3 separate regions of the Homo sapiens genome follow, and regions 1 and 3 are each linked to region 2. A link is a contact called in ENCODE Hi-C or POLR2A ChIA-PET data. All regions are on one chromosome and are shown on one strand. The core of a region is the stretch at or near the end of the contact, and the rest is flanking DNA. Distances in the headings are between cores, read along the strand shown.

Region 1 (2,700 bases), core at 53-2,552, 450 kb before region 2:
CAAACAAAAAAAGAGCTAATGCAGACCTCTTCTGGTTAGACCTGACACGGAGGAAGTAATTGGCTGGTCAACTTAATGGCGCCCCACAGCTTCCTCTGGATCCTGCTTCTTTGTACTTGGAACACAGTTTATTTGAGCTAGAGGAAAGGAAAGTTCTAGAATTCCTGTTTCCTCAGCCTGCACTGTATCAGATCCAGGATATGTCTGCATTTCATCAGGATCAAGTAAGATACATAACCTTATATCTGTAGGAGCCAGAAAAAAAAAAATCTATTCCTGATAGGCATGGAAACTTAGTCCACATGAAAGACAGAAGACATCTAACAGCTGTCTGTCTTGGGAGCATTAAAACCCAGACACCAAGACACACTAGACAGTCCATCTCTGGGTTGTGATCTCTCAGAAACATCTTAGTAGTTAATGCACTGTTCATTTAGGGAGTCCCCATCCTGGTCCAGGCCACCCTCCTAGAAGCTGGGCGGCAGCTGGACGGGCCTGCCTTGGTGGCATTCAAGCAAGCCTAATTGGATTAGGTTGGTGCAAAAGTGATTGCGGTTTTTGCCATTGCTTTTGATGGCAAACTAACTTTAAGTCATTAAAATAAGACCCAACGCTTATAAAAGAGTTCATATCCACCTCCCAATAACTTCTTTAGTTCCATGCAGCCTCAATCAGTTCCTCCATTCAAAGGAACCCTCTTTACCCTGGCCCTGGGGGAGCCATATTACACCCACATCATAATTTTTCTGACACTATGTGTGCTTGTCAAATTTCAGGGTCAGTTTCCCCTTATTGGATGTCAGGGGTGTTTTGTGAGTTGTGTTTTAATAGGATTCTGTTCGATTTTCTATACCAGCCTATATTGTTACTATCATCTGCCTAGTATGAATATTTTAGTATTCAAAGCCCACCAGATAAAGCTGTGTTCAGAAGTGGACTTTTTGGTCAGCCTTGAAAAAAAAAAAATCAGCATTTCTCTGATATTTCCTGAGGATTAACCAGAAACTAAGGTTTCTTTTTAGGCAGTGGTAAGAATGCGTATTTTCTTCTTCCAGAAGTTCTGGTTTTATACTTTTATCTTTTGAAAGAATAACATTCCTGTGCGACTCTGCTTCTCTTCGCTTTTGCATTTCTCTTTTTTAACTCAAATCTCTTATTTCCTGCCGTTCCTGTATCTAAACAGAATGGGGGCCTCAGGCAGACAGGAACCAAAGAAAGGGTGTAGTGGCTTTGCAGCGTTGGGTGAGCAGCAGCCGCTGCCATTCTGTGCACTGTCACCGGCGGGGGTGGAGGGTCTCCCTGTAGGAGGAGGAAACTCGCTGTTTTCACTGGCAGATTTCAAGGTGCCGGCTCCACCTACCGCAGCTGCTAGGCATTGCTCTTGTGTAGATCGCAGAAGGAGTTATTGGTGATGTGGGGTGTAGGGGAAGACAGGAAAACGGACTCAGAGCTAGGAATGTGGGCCTGGCAGAGACCGAAGGCTGGGTGGGAAGGAAGCTCGCGGCGAGCCTAGGGTTCAAGCCTAGCGCGCCAGGGGTCTCCAGTGAGACCTTGCTCTTCCCTGCCGCTGAGGCTGGGGCTGCACGGAGGTCCTCAGGCTTCCCACCCTTTCTGCATCAGCTTTAGTGTCTGTCGGCTGGGTGGACTGCAGGGCAGGTGACCTGGAGGAGGCCCTGCTCCCCAGCAAGCGTTCTAGGAGTTACGGTGTGCTCTATTGGGATTGGATTACAGTCTCTACTTGTAGACTTTGACTTCTGGAATTTTAGGTGGAAGGGAATTTTTGTTGGTGGGACGCAGCAGCTCAGTGCGTGGTGTGTGCATGCGTGTTTGTGCGTGCGTGTGCATGTATGTGTTTGTGCGTGCACGTGTGCGTGTGTGTGCATGGGTTTGCGTGCATGCATGTGTGTGCGTGCGCGTGTTTGTGTGTGCATGTGTGTGTGTCTACGTGTGTGTGCACGCATGTGTGTGCGTGTATGTGTGCGTGTGTGCATGTTTGTGAGTGCATGTGTTTGTGCGTGTGTGCGTATTTGTGTGTGTGCGTGTGTGTGCGTGTGTATGTGCGTGTATGCATGTGCATGTTTGTGTGTGCGTGCATATGTGTATGTGTGTGCGCGTGCGTGTGCGTGCATGTGTGCGCATGCGTGTGTACCTACCCACACCTAGGGGGATGCATGGCTCTGTGCCTTGGAGAGGGAAACAGGAAATACGTTGCTCCACAGTCCTGTCATCCTGGTCAGGACTAGTCGCGTGGTTTGCGGACAGAGTGCAAAATGAAAATGCGAGGCCCCTTGTTCAGGTGATGAAGCATTTCTAGACAGTGAGAGGAGAGCATTAAGCCAAGCTCAGGTCCCTTCTGAGTGCATAGCCCCTTGTGGCTGCCAGGCAGCACACCCAGGAGGCCGGCCCTGACCACACTGTTCTCTGCTGGTTCCCGAAGCTGATGGGCTCTGTCTTAGGTCTTCTTACTTTGAAAGGTCTCCCGGCAGGCTGTGGCAAGCTGCGCGGATACACTTTTCTAAACGTCTGCATTTATTTCCTAAAAGCACAAATGGCCTGGACTAGCTAGTGGGTGTGGAACCGAGCCCCTAGTTCACAGCTGTACCCCAAGGCTGGAGAGGGGGTTGCCGGTGGTGGCAGGAGCTCTGGGCTCCCAGTTCAGGATGGGCCACAGGGCGTCAAGCAGCTGTGAGCCTTTACCAT
Region 2 (2,700 bases), core at 112-2,611:
GAAGCATCTATTGAGATTAGATTCTGTGTTCAGCACTGTGGGCCTGAGAAGATGTTTAACACAAATCATTGGTGTCAAAAAACTGCAGCGAGGCCGGGCATGGTGGCTCACACGTGTAATCCCAGAACTTTGAGAGGCCAAGGCCGGCAGATCACTTGAGGCCAGGAGTTCGCCATCAGCCTGGCTAACATGCTGAAACCCCATCTTTATTAAAAATATGAAAATTAGCCGGGCGTCGTGGTTCACACCTGTAATTCCAGCTACTCGGGAGGCTGAGACAGAGAATCACTTGAATCCAGGAGGTGGAGGTTGCAGTGAGCCGAGATCGCGCCACTGCACTCTAGCCTGGGAGACAGAGCGAGACTACACCTTAAAAATCAGACAAACAAACAAACAAAAAACCTGCAATGAAAGATGGACTTGTTAAGAGTCACTGAGATGGATTTGGGATGGCAGAGTGGATTTGCTGAAGGAATGAATGAAAAATAGGTCTGTGACTGACAATGAAGCCTGTTACAGTGGTTGAAGTTGAATCTGCATCTTAAATTCAGTGTAGGCTAACTTTTGCTCTAACCGAAAGCTAGGGTCACAAGCCATCCTGCTTTGCCTGGGACTAATGGGATACTCAGGACACAGGATGGAAAAGTTCTCAGGCAAACTAGTGCAAATTGGCCACCCTACTTAAAATTCAAAGAAAAGAGAACGAGGAAGAAAACTCCTGTGTAGGAACTATCCAAACTAGGAAAAATAACCATGAGAGGTCACTGGGACATGAAGCATATATGAGCAGTTATTTTTCTCCTTTTATGGGAGAATGAAGAAAAAGAAAATAATCTACCCATGTAGAAAGAAATAGAGGGAAATTAATGAGTTATGAGAAAATGGGCATTGACAATCAAAACAAAAGGGCTTACATTCTTAAAACATTCTCGAACAAACCTGGCATTAAACAAAGCTACTGATACATTTTAACTTCATCTGCACAGATAACTGCAAAGAAATGCATGGCTTTTAATCACTCCAAATGCTGTAAGGGTCTGAACACATCCATTTCCCAAGAGCATCTGTGTTCAGAACAGGTGAAGTTAGAATAAGCAGCGGTTTAAAATAATGTTTAGTAAGAAAAGTTTAATGTTATACCTAGATGTTGTATTTCTTTACCGGTTGCTGTAAAGTGTATCCTTTTTAGAAAGACGTGCAGATGTTAATAGTTAATGATTTTCAAGGAAGCAAGGATGTCTGCTATTTTAATAAAGAGCTTACTGTGCTAGAAATGTCATAGTTAGTCTGGAAGCATGCACCGTGATGTCAGATCAGTTGAGGGCTCTGGCAAAGTGTAGCTGGTCCCTTGGATTAATAAAGCTCAGATTTGGCGCCACCTGGCGGCAGCTACCCAAATTTCAGGTACAGAACCCAGGAAGAGAGAAACACATCGCGCATTTTAAGCTTAGCCAGTGGCAGAAGGCCAGGCGCGGTGGCTCACGCCTGTAATCCTAGCACTTTGGGAGGCCGAGGCAGGAGGATCGCTTGAGCCCAGGAGTTGGAGACCAGCCTGGACAACATGGCGACATCCCATCTCTACAAAAAATACAAAAATTAGGCGTGGTGGCGCGTGCCAGGCTGAGGTGGGAGGATCTGTTGAGCCCAGGAGGTCAAGGCTGCAGTGAGCCCTGACTGCAACACTACACTCCAGCCTGGGTGATAGAGTGAGACCCTGTCTCAAAAAAAAAAAAAAAAAAAAAAAAAAAAAAAAAAAAAGGCAGCAAAGGCCATTTCTATCACCAAAAGCAATATTTTATGCATTTTTGAATTGTGAGTTGTGCAAAAGAACCTGGGTCCTCTTGTCCAAAACTTTTCATTCAGAGTATGAGTTTTTGTAGCCTTTTTTTCTCAGCTGTCAGATGAGGTTCTTTGTAACTACCTTGCAGGGTTGGCATAAAACCAGAGCCATGGTATATAAAGTTTCTTACACCATGAAATACTACGCAGCCACAGAAAAGAACAAGATCAAGTCCTTTGCAGGAACATGGATGGAGCTGGAGGCCATTATCCTTAGCAAACTAACACAGGGACCAAAAACCTGATACCGTGTGTTCTCACTTATAAGTGGAAGCTAAATGGTGAGAACCGATGGACACAAGGAGGGGAACAACAGACACGGGAGCCTACTTGAGGGTGGATGGTGGGAGGAGGGAGGGGAGCAGGAAAGACAACTATTGGATACTAGGCTTAGTACCTGGGTGACAAAATAATCTTTACAACAAACCCCCATGACACAAGTTTATCTATATAACAACCCCTGCACGTGTACCCCCAAACCTAAAATATAAGTTTTTTTTACAAGAAGCTATTACTTTAAATAAATAAATAAATAAATAAATAAATAAATAAGGTTTCTTGCACATTGCCTGGCACTCAGGAGTTGCTCAATAAATGGGAGTAGCTGAGCTGGTAGCAATGGCTGCTGACGTTACTGATGGGCAGGGTGAACCTGAAAGTGCTGGCTGTGGGCTGTAGGTTCAGATTGCACTTGAACTTTGCTGCCACCAGTAATTTCCTGAGAGTGGATAATGCAGGGTTGCTTGAACAGTCGAGACACATGAGAATCTGAAAGTGCTGCTGGAGCCTGGGCTCTCTAACGGAAGCAGAGCACAAGGTCAAGTTTCCTGGGCAAGACCTTTCCCAGAGGCTCGAACAAGG
Region 3 (2,700 bases), core at 95-2,594, 270 kb after region 2:
TAAATAAATGACACTTACATACACCATTCTGTTTCACAGTGGTGTTGTATTGGCAGCAGCCTTCAACTATAGTTCATTGACAGCATTTGTGGACCCACAGCCAAGCGCTGAAAGCACTGCTTTTTTTGACAGCTGCTCTCCTAATGGGGCATCTCTCAAAGACCGGTTTCATTCTGTGACGCCCACGTTGTCCACATTTTATTCTGCACAATAACTGCAGATTTGAAATAAATTCTTCCTCCCCACCACCATTATTGATTACTCATACCTGCCCCTCACCCTCCAAAGTGTCTAAATTGTGTGGATTTTGCGGGGGTGGGGGGAGGCGGGGGAAGGAGTCGACTCCCCATGTACTGGGTGTCCCCGATGGCGGCAAGCCACACCTTCACACAAGGGGGCAAGGTTCTTGACTAAATATCCTAAAGGTCTGAAAGATGGTCCCCTTCCCCCCAACACAATTCCACCAAAACTGGCCAGCCGCTGGCTAATGAGCAACCACGGATCCTCACCCAAACATTGGCTTTTCTTCCAATAGTGCAGATTGGGAATGCAGGGACGTCGTCCTATTTATGAACACTGAGTCACGTCGCCGCTCAATGTCTGTTTCCTCCTCCCTAGGAATGAGGTGACCCCCTCCTCCAGCGAGTAAATGCGGGGCGATGGCGAGAGCGCAGGGGGCGGCGGCGCTGCCCCACCTTGGGGAGCGAATTCACCCCCCTAGTCGCACCAGCCTGGGCGCACACGGGGGCCGGGGCGAGCCTGTGGGACTCTGCAGTGAGCTCCGCGCGCCCCGGGGGTGCTAGGGGACCGGGACCCTCGGGGCGCCGTCCCCACGCCCCAGCCCTGACGGGTCCGCGGCCGAGCAGCCCGGGGGACGTCGCTGCCTCCCCGCCCCGCGCGCGGCCGGGACTGGGCGCTGCGACCCGCGCCGCCTCCTCGGGCAACAAGTGTCCGCCCTCCGCCCCGACGGCCCGCCCGGCGCGGTCCTCACCCGGCACAGGCCGTCCACGAACACGCGCGGGTCCAGGTGACAGGCGATGGTGGCGCTGGGCAGGTCCTGCAGGTCCACCTCCTCCATCTCGCAGTCAATGAAGCTCCAGTCGCCGCCGCCCTCGTCCGCCTCGGCCGCCCCCGAGAGGGGCGCGAAGGGCCGCAGCGTCACCCCGGGCCGCGCTCGCGCCTCGGCCGCCTCCGCCGCCTCCGCCGCGGCCCCGAGCTGGGGACCGGCCACGCCGTCCTCCATCCCCGCGCCCGCGCGACCCTGTGCGCCCCAGCGGGCTGCTCCGGGCTTGCGCGCCGGAGCCTCACGCGCTCCGGTCCGCGCCCGGCCGGCGGCTCCGCCGTTAACCCCCTCGGAATCGCGCGGCGGCAGGCGGCGGGCTGTCAGCAGTCTCCCAGCGACACGGCCTCCCAGCGCCAGCCCCGCCCGTCACCGTTCCGCGCGGGAGGGGCAGAAGCCCGGCGCGGCGACCGCCCCCCCAGCCCCTAGGGCCGGCCACCGGCAGATCCAACGGTGGCCCCTTTAAGGCCGGCGCCGGTTGGGTTATTGTACCCCGCCCTTCCAGGAGACGGGGCCAATAAAGGAACGGAATTCTCTTCACGTGACCTTCCTTCTGCCGCCCGAAGCCCGAAGCCTCAGGGCGGCCATGTTGGTTAGGGGCAAAGTCCTCGTCCCCAGTTCCGCTTTTCTGACAGCTGGTGCCAGCTGAAGGACGCCGGGCAGAGTCCTCGGCTCTTGGGCCCTTGGGGTGATAACTGGGGAGGCAACGTTTTTGTGGTTCCCATGCGGGGACGTTTTGAAGCACAGGGGCCCACTTTTGGGAATTTAAGCGAGACATAGTCTCCCTGTGGCTCTGTGGCCCCTGGCAAGTGGTTAGATGCTTACCGTATATTATCAGATATAGTCGCAATAAAGACTGAACTAGACCATGATAACAATGCCTTACTTTTCTATTTCAGCGTATTAGTCACTATACCATTGTGAAAATTTATGTAATTAGAAGTAATTTTTCTGAATTACCATTATATGCTATGTACAATAGGACATAACGAAAGAATTAAGAGATCACCCCTTTCCTTTGGGGAATAGCGGAAAAATAAGAGGACCTCAAGTGAGCAGACATGTCTCTTCCTGAAAAATAGAATTCTTTTTTGGACAGTATGATACAGTGAGAACTTGGGTCTGAATTTCAGCTTTGCTTTTTAACTACTTGTACAAATAAGCTGAATCTTAGTTTCCTCATCTGAAAAAAATGAAGACATATTACTAAGAATTCAGTCAGTGCTTAATAAATGGTAGCTGTTTATGCACTGGGTTCTTTGGAGGTTGTGAAATTACAGTTATATTTTTTCTTAGAGTAGGCTTACTCTCTAGTTAGGAAGTGTTAGTAATTATAACAAAAAGTATATCCAACAGCTGAGATTTATTCAGAACTTGCCATGTGCACGGTTCTATGATTACTATTATCATAGTCTTAGGACAGTTTGTGTCCTCAGGGAGCTAAACCCAAGAGGAATAATAATACCCATCTAGAGATAACTCATAAAATAGAATATGATATGAGGATGTGAAGAAATTGGAACCGTCATACTGTGAAAGGGAAATCTTGGGCCCCCAAAATCACTAAGGAAAACTAAAGCTGGAAGTTGCTTAGAGCCAACCAGCCTCCCATTCCATTCAAAGTCACCCCTCTGCTCACT

The links. Hi-C counts contacts between places; a loop is a spot of excess contacts on that map. ChIA-PET counts read pairs that join two places held with the same protein, here RNA polymerase II (POLR2A). Pooled maps may share reads with other maps.
Region 1: a loop to region 2 is called in a pooled map, with 2.9 times the contacts of the local background. The contact joins two enhancer-like sites. A Hi-C loop is called at or near these places in 5 of 50 pooled maps. POLR2A ChIA-PET finds 5 or more read pairs at or near these places in 4 of 52 experiments (BJ, K562, OCI-LY7 and 1 more).
Region 3: a pooled map shows a loop between it and region 2 (2.9-fold over the local background). The contact joins the promoter of RCAN1 here to the enhancer-like site in region 2. A Hi-C loop is called at or near these places in 1 of 168 maps with a recorded cell type or tissue (CD4-positive, alpha-beta T cell) and 4 of 50 pooled maps.

The regions. Positions count from the first base shown.
Region 1 is chr21:33,893,594-33,896,293 of GRCh38, forward strand. ITSN1 (intersectin 1) reads left to right here. Exons shown (of 40, transcript NM_003024.3): 40 at 1-2,700. Among named protein-coding and RNA genes, the nearest start is that of ATP5PO, 21 kb to the right of the region's middle. RefSeq lists enhancers at 1,290-1,876, 1,877-2,462. Within about 2 kb of position 1,303, at least 4 of the 41 ENCODE cell types and tissues checked have a DNase peak (open chromatin) inside an H3K27ac peak, as active enhancers do.
Region 2 is chr21:34,346,715-34,349,414 of GRCh38, forward strand. No RefSeq gene overlaps it. Among named protein-coding and RNA genes, the nearest start is that of KCNE2, 16 kb to the right of the region's middle. Within about 2 kb of position 1,362, at least 2 of the 41 ENCODE cell types and tissues checked have a DNase peak (open chromatin) inside an H3K27ac peak, as active enhancers do.
Region 3 is chr21:34,613,769-34,616,468 of GRCh38, forward strand. It overlaps RCAN1 (regulator of calcineurin 1), which reads right to left and starts at 1,345. Exons shown (of 4, transcript NM_004414.7): 1 at 992-1,345. The coding sequence starts at 1,243. RefSeq lists silencers at 860-959, 1,150-1,579.